Regions from separate parts of the Homo sapiens genome. Here region 2 is linked to region 1. A link is a contact called in ENCODE Hi-C or POLR2A ChIA-PET data. All regions are on one chromosome and are shown on one strand. Each heading gives the region's core, a stretch centred on a gene start or an enhancer-like site at or near the end of the contact. The rest is flanking DNA. Distances are from core to core; before and after follow the strand shown. Region 1 has its middle 440 kb from the start of JARID2-DT. Region 2 overlaps LOC105374945 (a long non-coding RNA gene).

Region 1 (5,162 bases), core at 1,853-4,352:
GACTTAATTCACAGGCAGGTCAAGTGGAAGATCAAGTTGATCATGAAGGTCCCTTTGGCTGTATTACAACCATATAGGTTTGAATATTTTGGGGGGCTTTATTCTCCACCTGGAAATTACAGGGTGCACCAGATAGAAATGGATTCATTGAATCCAGGGTAGAGTGATTGAGGTGAAGGTATACTAAGAATTTCTTGTCTCTTGGGGAAGCCAGGACCACAAGAAAAATATCTGAAGGGAAGGAGCTAGTAAGGCAATCCATCTATCGATCGTTCAGGATTTCTTGTTTAGAATTCAACAGGTAGATGTCTGGTGGGACCACCACTGTTTTGGAAGCCTGCGGGTGTTTTAGACTGAGCAACGAGCACAGGCTAAGGCTTTGATGGACGTTCTAAGGAGGTTTCTTTTAAAATTTCTTTTCCTCTTTAAAGGGGGAAAAGGTTCCTTGAGGTTATTGAGAGCACCAGGGCTTCTTTCTGAACTCTTCAGAACATATATGAAAAATGAAGCTTGAGCGTTTCTCCCTATTTGGCTGTCTTCCTGGAGTCAGCTTTATCAGAACTCTAACTCATCGGTGTCATCACTGCCTTCTAATTGTACACTGTTTTCCGTGGCGTCTTCTGAACTAGCATCAGGTTTTCATCAAACATGGAAGTGTTCTTATCAGGGGAATGCCACATTCTGAAATCTCTGGAAGGGGTGTGTGTGTGTGTGTGTGTGTGTGATGTGTGTTTTCATGAGATTGTGGAAGACACCCCATGCAAATCCCAGACAGATCTGCCTGAGCTCGAGAACCCTAGGGCCTACCCCGGGGGGGCTCCATCTGTCCCGGCAAAAGCAACACCTGCCATGTAGTGCTCATCACTTCCCTTGCCCCATTACCCAGGTTAGCTTCCTATCATGTTAGTGGAACCCAGCCTCCCCCATTGCCCAAGCTCTCTTCTCTTATCCTCCGCTTCCAATACATTCCTGAATCTTGTGTAAAGAGAGCCTGCCTCCCAATTATCCCTGTATTTATGCATCCCTTCTGCCCATGTCTTACCTCTGACTCTGACATTTTTTTACTTGCCCATTTCTAAAGCCTCCAACTGTTTCTTTTCCCAGACCTGTCTCTTTTTCCATCAGAGTGTTCAAGGCTCTTCCTGATGAAAGCCTTGTGCTGACCCCTCATGGCCTTCAGGATAAAGTCTAAGCAACCCTGCACAGGAGATGAGGCTCTGCAGGATCCCACCTCCCTCTTCCCAATCCCCAACTTGTGTGGCAAAGCTCAGGTCTCCTTGATGTTGTCTGCACTGGTCCTTGTGTTCAGAATGTCCTTCCCAACTTTAAGAGGCTCTCATTTTGTCTTTAAGATCCAGCTCTGGGATCTCACCTTTCTCCAGGTAGATGATAATAAAAATATTTAACAACCTGTCTGATTGGGTTCTGAGCAGTTAGAACAGATGCCATGGATAACTACTGGTGTGGCCTTGCTTGAGCATGCCAGGAAACTGTCATCTGGGTCTACCCCACCAAGCAGGGTTGATCCTGCCCTGCTTTGCTGCACCACTGTATGTGTGGAGGCACACATTTTTCACCCTGTATTCATTCAACAGACATTTAATAATTGCCTACTCTGCTTAGACCCTGGCTAGATGACGGCAGTACAAGAATAAATGAGACAGTGTTTCTGCCCCTGAGGTGTCTGTGGTCTAGACATAGAGCTTTTGTTTTTCTCCTTATGTGATCATCTATAAAACTATGAGCTCCTTGGAGGGTGGGGACCAACTCTCTCACCTTGGCATCTTTGGTACCTGCCTGTACCTGGCATGTAGCATCCTCAGTCCGTATTTGTGGAATGAGGGGAGGATTATCTGGCTGGCATCCCCAGCGTCTGGGCCCACAGTTCAGGGTGTCAGTGTGTTAAAATGATTCCAGGGGTTGATTGGGCATGAGCTGAAGGGCTTCCAATGAGAGGTGTAGGTGACAATGTTTATTTATAAAGGCATAATTTAGAGAATTATGAGACTCATTTGCCTTCTCTGTTCCTCCAAATTCAACTCTCCTGCCCCCTTCTTCTTCTAGTTCTTTTTTGAATGGAATGTCAATGTCACCCACTCACTGGTTTTATATAGCTCTTATTGAAGTAAAATGCAACGGAAATTGTGCATATTAATTAAAAGCTCAGAATGTGCACAGTTTTGGAACTGCTAATTAAAACTCTTACCAATCAGGTTGCATTAGTGGTTTTAAACACTTTTCTTTTCCTGAACCTAGAACTTTGCTAACCAGAGAAGACGACTTTTAAAGAGGCAATTGTCAGGAATGATAGCACCTTTTTTTTAAATTTTAATGTTAAATTTTAATTTTAGAGTCTCACTCTGTCGCCCAGGCTGGAGTATAGTGGCTTGATCTTGGCTCACTGCAACCTCCGCCTCCTGGGTTCAAGCAGTTCCCCTGCCTCAGCCTCCCAAATAGCTGGGACTACAGGTGCACGCCACCATGCCTGGCTAATTTTTTGTATTTCAGTAGAGATGGGGTTTCACCATGTTGGCCAGGATGGTCTCAATCTCCTGACCTCATGATCCATCCACCTTGGCCTCCTAAAGTGCTGGGATTACAGGTGTGAGCCACCGCGCCCGGCCCAGAATCTTGTTTTAAAAACTGCTGTATGTACCTCCAGTGAAATCTGAGGTTTGGTGTCTCCCGGGCACTTTGAAGGTTATTGAGAGGGCACAAGTGATTTCTAAATCCCTTCCTTCTGCCCTCAAAGGATGGCTGCCACTGTGCAGGTAGCATAGCTGTTGGGAAAGGGCCTGAAAGCTCCTTCCTCCTCAGGCAGGTCAAGAGAAGCACGTGTCATCAGTTTCTGGGACTGTCTGGGCAACCATGGCCTCTGAAGTTTGAGCTCATGCTCTGCCCATGGCTGCAGCTGCCTGTGGTAAGCCGAATGAATTCCAGGAGGGAAGATGACAGAAGAGGCTCAAGGCTCCGGCTCTGTTCCCTGCTCTGCTTTCTTTCAGAGCCTGGAATTCTCCACCAAGCCCATCGCTGCTGCGTGGCTTTCTGGGCGCCGTGCCAAGGACTCACACTGGACTCTGTATTCAGCCCCAGATTGCATCCTGCCTCGGCGTTTGGGGTGGGGCGGCCCAGCAGGGCTCCCCTTGTGACTGGAGTCAGAGTTTGCCTGGGCTCCCCTGAGGCGGGCCTAGGCCGGGGTCGTGAGGCTGCTCCAACAAGCAGCCCCATTGTATCCCAGCCTGGGAGTGCACAGAGAGCGGCTCCTGTGATGGAGAAGCCCCTGTGCCTCTGCAGGGTTTGATTCCACCCAACCAGGCGAAGCCATGTGGTGAGCATGTGCTCGAGGCTGCCTGTGGTCGGGGACACGGGCTGGCCATGTGCTATGAGTTTGGGCTTCCTTTCTTTTTCAGAAGGTGTTTGATTCATGCAAAATGCTTAACGATGCCTGCTATGCACCTCATGGGGGATCAGATCCCCTTTGATGTGCGAGGTCTTTTTGGAGGTTCCAAAAAAACAGTTCAAAAGGTTTACTTTGGACACCACACCTCCAGCACATGTCGAAGTCAAAGCCAGGCTCCCCAGGCAGCACGCTGGAGAAAATATTTTGTGCCAGTTTCTTCCTCTTTCTCTGCTGTGTCTTGTGCTGAGCACAGATTTTTGACTTCACACTGTCCTGGTGGTGAAAAGAGGAGACTGAGCAAAGGAAAATAAACATCACTGAGCTTTTTGAGTGTCCAGGGAAGCAAAAGTGCACCGCGGTCTTTCAGTCCTGCTGAAACTGGGTGGTGAGAGCCGGGTGGATGAGCTGCCTGTGCTGACAGATCCTCCCTCATGCCTTAGGGCTTGGAGCGGTCCGAGGGAAGCACAGGCATTAACAGAGCCATCTGCCCGCCCCATGTGGGTCAAACCACAGTTTTGCCTGGGCTTGTGGTCAGGTGGCAGGCACAGTGCTGTTACCCTGTCTCCTCTCTTCCACGGTGCGTGTGACTTAGGGATGGCTCTGCAAAGATGGGGGTGCAGAGTGCAGAATGGGAGGCAGGACTGGAGACCCATGAAAGGGAAGGTTGGGACCCATGGAGAAATCATGTCTTATGCTGCATTGTTCTGAGAATTTCCTTGCTCTTCCCTGTGCCCCAGGCGTGGGGATGGAGAAGGTACCACCACCTCGTGAGCTCTGCTCACGAGCCGGGGGCTGTAGTGGTGGGATGGAGTGGGATTTCTCCCTGATTCTCTGGAGAAAGCAAAGCAGAAACATACCTTATCATGGATGTAGCCATGGCCTTGAAATCAGGGGCTCAGGGAAGGAATTTCTCCACTGTCTTGTCTAATTATCAGGAGTCCCTTGGAGGAAGTCATTTTTCTGTCTTATGGGGTATTTACCCACCAGCCAGGGTGGATGTTTCTGCAGTGACCAAACTGCTGTACACAAGTGAGGGGAGGGCTGGTGGACTCCAGATTACTTGGTCTTTCACTCTGCAAAAGAAAATGTTTTAGGGCCGGGAGCGGTGGCTCATGCCTGTAATCCCAGCACTTTGGGAGGTCAAGGTGGGCAGATCATGAGGGCAGGAGATGGCTAACACGGTGAAACCCTGCCTCCACTGAAAATACAAAAAAAAAAAAAAAAATTAACTGGGCATGGTGGTACATGCCTGTAGTTCCAGCTACTCGGGAGGCTGAGGCAGGAGAATCACTTGAACCGGGGAGGTGGAGGTTGCAGTGAGCCAAGATTGTGCCACTGCACTCCAGCCTGGATGACAGAGCGAGACTCTATATCAAAAAAAAAAGAAAGAAAAGGTTTTAAAATTTACAAGTCGAGGAACAGCACAGGCTCCGGGTGGGCCCAGAGACCAGAATCTGGAGTGTTTGCTAGCACAGGTGTGCAGGAGTGGCAGCGGGGAGGGACACGACCCAGAGGCCCCCACAGCTCTGCTTTCTGTGCCCTAGGGATGATATCATTTATTTCTATCCTTGCACGATGCAGGTGACTGCCCCCAGCAACCCCCAACCCCCTCACCAAAACTGGCATCTCTGAAAAGCCACAAATGCTCAGTCAGCCTCCAGTGCGATTTTAGCACAACATATGGAAATCTACTGGGGCCAACTCTGCAACTATCTGGCAAATGATAGGTATGTAGAATTGCAAACTATTCTTTATGCAGTTT
Region 2 (5,218 bases), core at 32-2,531, 78 kb before region 1:
TGTCATATTGCGTTGTGTCAGTGACTTGAGAGTTCTTAATTCAGAGCAGCTGGTTGACCTCTGCAGGAAGGAGTGGCCTCTTTGGGCTATTTCCTCCTCACTGTCTCTTCAAACTTTGCTTTTGTGGAGTTTGGGCAGCAGATCTAATTGGTGGCTCTGTGGGCTTCCATGTGACTTTTCTGTAGCAGCACTTCCATCGGAGCTCCTTCCTCTTCCTCTAGGACCCGCGTTTTATTTTATTTTAGTTTCTTTGAGATGGAGTTTTGCTCTGTTGCCTGGCTGGAGTGCAGTGGCACTATTTTGGCTCACTGCAACCTTCGCCCCCCGGGTTCAAGCAGTTCTCCTGCCTGAGCCTCCCGAGTAGCTGGGATTACAGGTGCCCATCACCACGCCCTGCTAATTTTTGTATTTTTAGTAGAGACAGGGTTTCAACATGTTGGCCAGGCTGGTGTCAAACTCCTGACCCCAAGTGATCCACCTGCCTCGGCCTCCCAAAGTGCTGGTATTACAGGCATGAGCCACCGCGCCCGGCATGGGCCTGCATTTTAATCAAATCTCTAGTCACCTTTTCCTGGCCCAAGCGGTTCTGGAGAGCACCACCTCTCAGATCATGGAATTGAAGCTGGTTGGACGCATATGTTAAGTGTGGCTGTTACTTAAATACGTGGTCACCAGAATAGCTAATTAACATGCTTCCCTGCCCCTTCTGCCGTCCCCTGCACACAGAAAGGAAAATAATGTTTTATTTTTAATTTTTTGGCTTCTCTGATTTTGCTTGCTATTTTTGGCCGAAAGTCTATTTTATTAAGTTCAAAGGCATCTCTGTTTTGCCAGGAGTGGAGAAATAGAGCAACTTGCCAGCAGTACCTGAAGAGACCAGGGTCTTCTGGGCCATAGTGTTATTCTGGGAATCCTGGTTTCCACAGGAAGCATGCTGTTGATTTTTGTTTCTAATGTTGGAGTTTCGTAGTAACACTGTTTTAGTATTGGGGGACTGGGTGATGAGATTCCTCTTGGTATTTCATCCATTTACAGGCCACCACTGACTGAGCACCTACTACCTGTCCTGTGCTCTATTCTGAGACACAAGGATGAATGATCTGTGTCTTTAATGCTTGTGAGGCTCAGAGAGTATCGAGGAAGAAAGTTATGTAAACTGTGGATTGTAATGTAATGTGATAAGTACGGGTGTGTGTCTATTTGCAACACGAATGCTTCCAGGCATGCCAGCTTGTGGGTACAGATGAGGTCAAATGCACTGTCAGAACTCACATTTCATTGTTCCGGCCCCTCCCCCATCACTCAGAACCTCAGCCATTTATCGCTGTGAGTCCCTGGGGTCTCGCTTCTTTTCTTTGGCTCGTGCCTTTATGCTGTCCCTGGCCCCCAGGTCCACTGCTGGGTTCCTCTGCTGCTTGTGTTCCCTGGGATGACCCTTGGGCTTCTGCCAAAAGCCTGACAGCTCCTGCTCCCCAGGCCCACTCAATGCCTTGGTCCTCACCCACATCCCTGAGCTGAGCCACCCTCGGTCCTGGGCAAGAGAGGGGAGAACATGGCTCGCCTCTCTTTTGGGTTACATTTCATCACTGGGCACAAAGCAGCATGTCTGGGCTCCTGTGTCTCACAGCTCCTCTTTCAGCCAAGTTTCAGCAGAACTTGGACATAAATCCATGGGGCCAGGTCAGGGTCCAACATCTGGTACAAACACAATAAGCACCTTCTTGCAGACATCACCCCCATTGAGTAAGTGCATTCCTCTCTTTCTCTTACTTCCTTCTGCCAAGCATCACCTCCTTAAACAAATGGCTTCTGCCGGCCACTGGTCAGTTCATTAGACACACTCAGACTTAATGCTTCTTAAGGGTGTCCTTTTCTTCCTGCTCTCACCATTTTATTTCAGGTCCTCATGACCTTGCCTGAACTGTTGGCCATAGTTTTCTAATTGGCTTTCCTTCCTCTGGTCTTTGCTCCCTTCCACCCTGTACCCAGAGTTGCTTCAATCAATGACCATCCTTGGAAAGGGTCTGTTCTGAGTTTGCGTTGTACAGAAATGATCTTGCTAATTAGAGCAAGGTCCCAGGATATGATTAAAATTACATTGCTGGTGATTGGCCTCTTATATATTTTTTATATATACGGTTTTTACCTTACCCAGTTTCCAAATGGAATTTGATTTCATGTGATTCCATGAATCATTCTTGTTATTCCCAGCCCATCAATATCTAGGGGAAATGGCCATTTAGAATCAATGTCTTTATTTGTTCCATCTGGATAGTTATGAAATTTGAAAGCATTAGAACTCTTATGAAGAAGATGGTCCTTACCAAATTTCAGAAACAAAGATTGGATTTAGGCCCACCATAGCTTTATTCACGATGGGCTTTAATGATAGTATCTGAAATGGATTCACTAGAGAATGCGGTCCTGCCCTGGGGCCTCATGTTTCTGAACTGATGGAAACCGCTGGACGAGCAGAGCTGGGAGCTGGGAGAAGTCAGGATATTAACTAGGCAGCACTGGATAAATCACAAACCAAGATCCACAACTTCCTCAAAGGGTTGACTCATAGCATTGACCAGTGCCAAAGATCTACTACAATAGTAGCCTTAAAAAAAAAAAAGTTTCACTAAGGTCAAGAAGAACCATAAGCACTGCCTATGCATTAAATTAACACTGGGGAACATTTTTATCATAATGCAATACAATTTAGATTTTTCTCATTGTTTTCATTTTGGAGGGAAAAGTGAGCTCCTCAAAGCCGTTTGCTTAGTATGTGTGTCACCGATTTGGAGACCAGATGCTGGGAGATACTGGAAGTCTGTGTCTAGAGGGGACTCTGCCTGTGGAGCTGGAAAATCTTTCTCCTGACTCAGTTGCTCCACCCCAAAAGGATACCAAAAATATTGTGCAAAGAGAGAAAAGTCAGGATCTTGGTGAAGGGAGCAGCCTCCTCCATCCTTTTAATCAAAGAAAATTTCATGATTGTATCCTTACAGTCCTTTGTTGTAAGGTAAAGGCTGTAGAAAGAGATCCCAGCAGGCTGGATTAGACAAGGAAATCTCCACAATATAAAAGGAAATTGCCCTTGTCTCTAAAGGATGGGCAGGATTTAGACAGCTGGAGGCAAGAACATTCTCCATGGGGAAAGGGGCAGTGGAGATGGAAATGGGATTGATGGATTCCTGAGACAGAGGTCGGGAGCCTTGCTGTGAAAGAGGAAATGTGTTGGGAAATAGTAGGAACCGAAGTTTCTGGGCAGAGCAGGCCTTTATTATGGAGGGCCATGAAAGACAGGAAAAAAAGTTTCTGTTTAACCTTGCAGGAAGCTGGAAGCCATGGAAACTTTTCAGCAGGGGAATGACAATAACAAGACAGACTTGGAGACAGAAAGCCTGGATTTGGGGGCATTGTAATTGAGCGCCAATATCATGAAAATAAAATAAACAATAACAACAAAAACTGCTGAGACTATGGAGACTGATTTGTTATGGGAAGGGAAAGAAAGTGATGTCAAAGATGCCACCAGGGGTTGGACTAATAGAGACCAGGGCTACCCAAAGACACGAGGAGGGGCTGCTGGTCTGGAGGGAGGGTTGTGAGTTTTGTTTTGCCTGTTTGAGTTTAAGAACATGATGAGGAACCCAAGTGCAGCTCAACAGTGGGGCTGCTGCCTGAGCCCCTGGAGACTAAATCCGCTTAGAGGTGATGATTGAAAGAAAGTGTGAGCCTGGAAAAATGTTCTTTTAGAGAAAGCGTGAAGAAAGGAGAGCGGGGGCCCAAGACTGGGCCTTGGACTGGAGGCTGAAGAGGAACCTGTGAAGGAAACAGAATGTTCCCAGCCAAGGGCTCCCTGGTCCTGCAGGATGCCTTGCTGCCTGCTGCCCAGGGCACAGCAACCATTGCTACCAAAACAGTGCCAGCTCCAGCTTGCGGCAGAGAAAAGCGATGCAGGCCTGGAGGCCAGCAGCAATGTTGACATGATGTGCTACATTATTCGACCTACCCACCTTGGTGTCTACTTTAGGGCACCCTTTCAAATCCGGCGCTGTCGGGTGCAGTATCCATGTTACCAATGGTTTAAGCTGATAGTTTAGAAGGGCCCTGTAATTAGGGTTGCCAGATTTAGCAAATGAAAATATAGGATACTCAGTTAGATTTGACCAGATAAACCATGAATGTTTTTTAGTATAAGTATGTCCCAAATATCATATAATATATACTTGTATTTTAAAATGTGATTATTTCTCTGAAATTCAAATTTAACTGGGCATCTTGTTTTTCATCTGGCAATCTTTCTATACTCTGATAAATCTTCTGATCTCAGTTCTAAGGGGGCCATGATCACACCTTTTCTTGGCGAGTGGCCCCTCTTCCCCAAGACACATTTCATTCTCTTTTTTCCCTCCCCCACATTGAATCAGATGGTATTATTCAGAATACACAGGCCATTGTTCTACACCCACCATGTGCTTGGCAGGGCACAAGTTATTTTCACATATACAATATCAGTAGTTTGCAACTTGTTCAGGGGATATAGAACTTGAAAATCAGGTGCTTTTGGCAGACTATCACAGATGTAAAAATTTTTTTTTTTTTTTTTTTTTTTTTTTGAGACAGAGTCTCACTCTCTTGCCCAGGCTGGAGTGCAGTGGCATGATCTTGGCTCACTGTAACCTCTGCCTCCTGATTCTCCTGCCTCAGCCTCCTGAGTAGCTGGGATTACAGACATGCATCACCATGCCCGGCTAATTTTTGTACTTTTAGTAGAGATGGGGTTTCACCATGTTGGCCGGGCTGGTCTCAAACTCCTGACCTCAGGTGAGCCGCCCACCTTGGCCTCCCAAAGTGCTGGGATTACAGGTGTGAGCCACCGTGTCTGGCCATAAATGTAAAATAATTATACCAGCAATTCTGACAATGCCATGGAGGTGGGAAAGAAGCCCCAACAATGATTGAGACTGAAAGTTATGTGCGGGCATGCAATGAAACATTACAATAGAAAAATACATATATCCAAAGTACAGTCATGTTTTTAAGTCATTCCATTGATATTTTTGACAGGCAGTTTATTGAGATATGTGTTTTTGTTCTCCCTGTTGTATTTTCACCTTCCTCATTCCTGAGAAACTGAGTCTTGTCTTATAAGACCAAAGCATGACTTGTTGGTACCCAGAAGACAACTCCACCTGATATTTGTTGTAAAGGCCCTTTGAGTAGG

The links. A loop is a pair of places that touch in the nucleus more often than their neighbours do. ChIA-PET counts read pairs that join two places held with the same protein, here RNA polymerase II (POLR2A). Pooled maps may share reads with other maps.
Region 2: a map of heart right ventricle shows a loop between it and region 1 (7-fold over the local background). The contact joins two enhancer-like sites. A Hi-C loop is called at or near these places in 2 of 168 maps with a recorded cell type or tissue (astrocyte of the cerebellum and heart right ventricle) and 1 of 50 pooled maps. POLR2A ChIA-PET finds 5 or more read pairs at or near these places in 1 of 52 experiments (activated CD4-positive, alpha-beta T cell).

The regions. Positions count from the first base shown.
Region 1 is chr6:14,802,796-14,807,957 of GRCh38, reverse strand. No RefSeq gene overlaps it. Among named protein-coding and RNA genes, the nearest start is that of JARID2-DT, 440 kb to the left of the region's middle. RefSeq lists a silencer at 2,926-3,220 and an enhancer at 2,739-3,574. Within about 2 kb of position 3,102, at least 10 of the 41 ENCODE cell types and tissues checked have a DNase peak (open chromatin) inside an H3K27ac peak, as active enhancers do; they include heart right ventricle, where a contact is called at or near this core.
Region 2 is chr6:14,878,906-14,884,123 of GRCh38, reverse strand. All of the region lies in intron 2 of LOC105374945 (a long non-coding RNA gene), which reads left to right. Among named protein-coding and RNA genes, the nearest start is that of JARID2-DT, 360 kb to the left of the region's middle. RefSeq lists enhancers at 192-903, 3,359-3,868, 3,869-4,379. Within about 2 kb of position 1,281, at least 6 of the 41 ENCODE cell types and tissues checked have a DNase peak (open chromatin) inside an H3K27ac peak, as active enhancers do; they include heart right ventricle, where a contact is called at or near this core.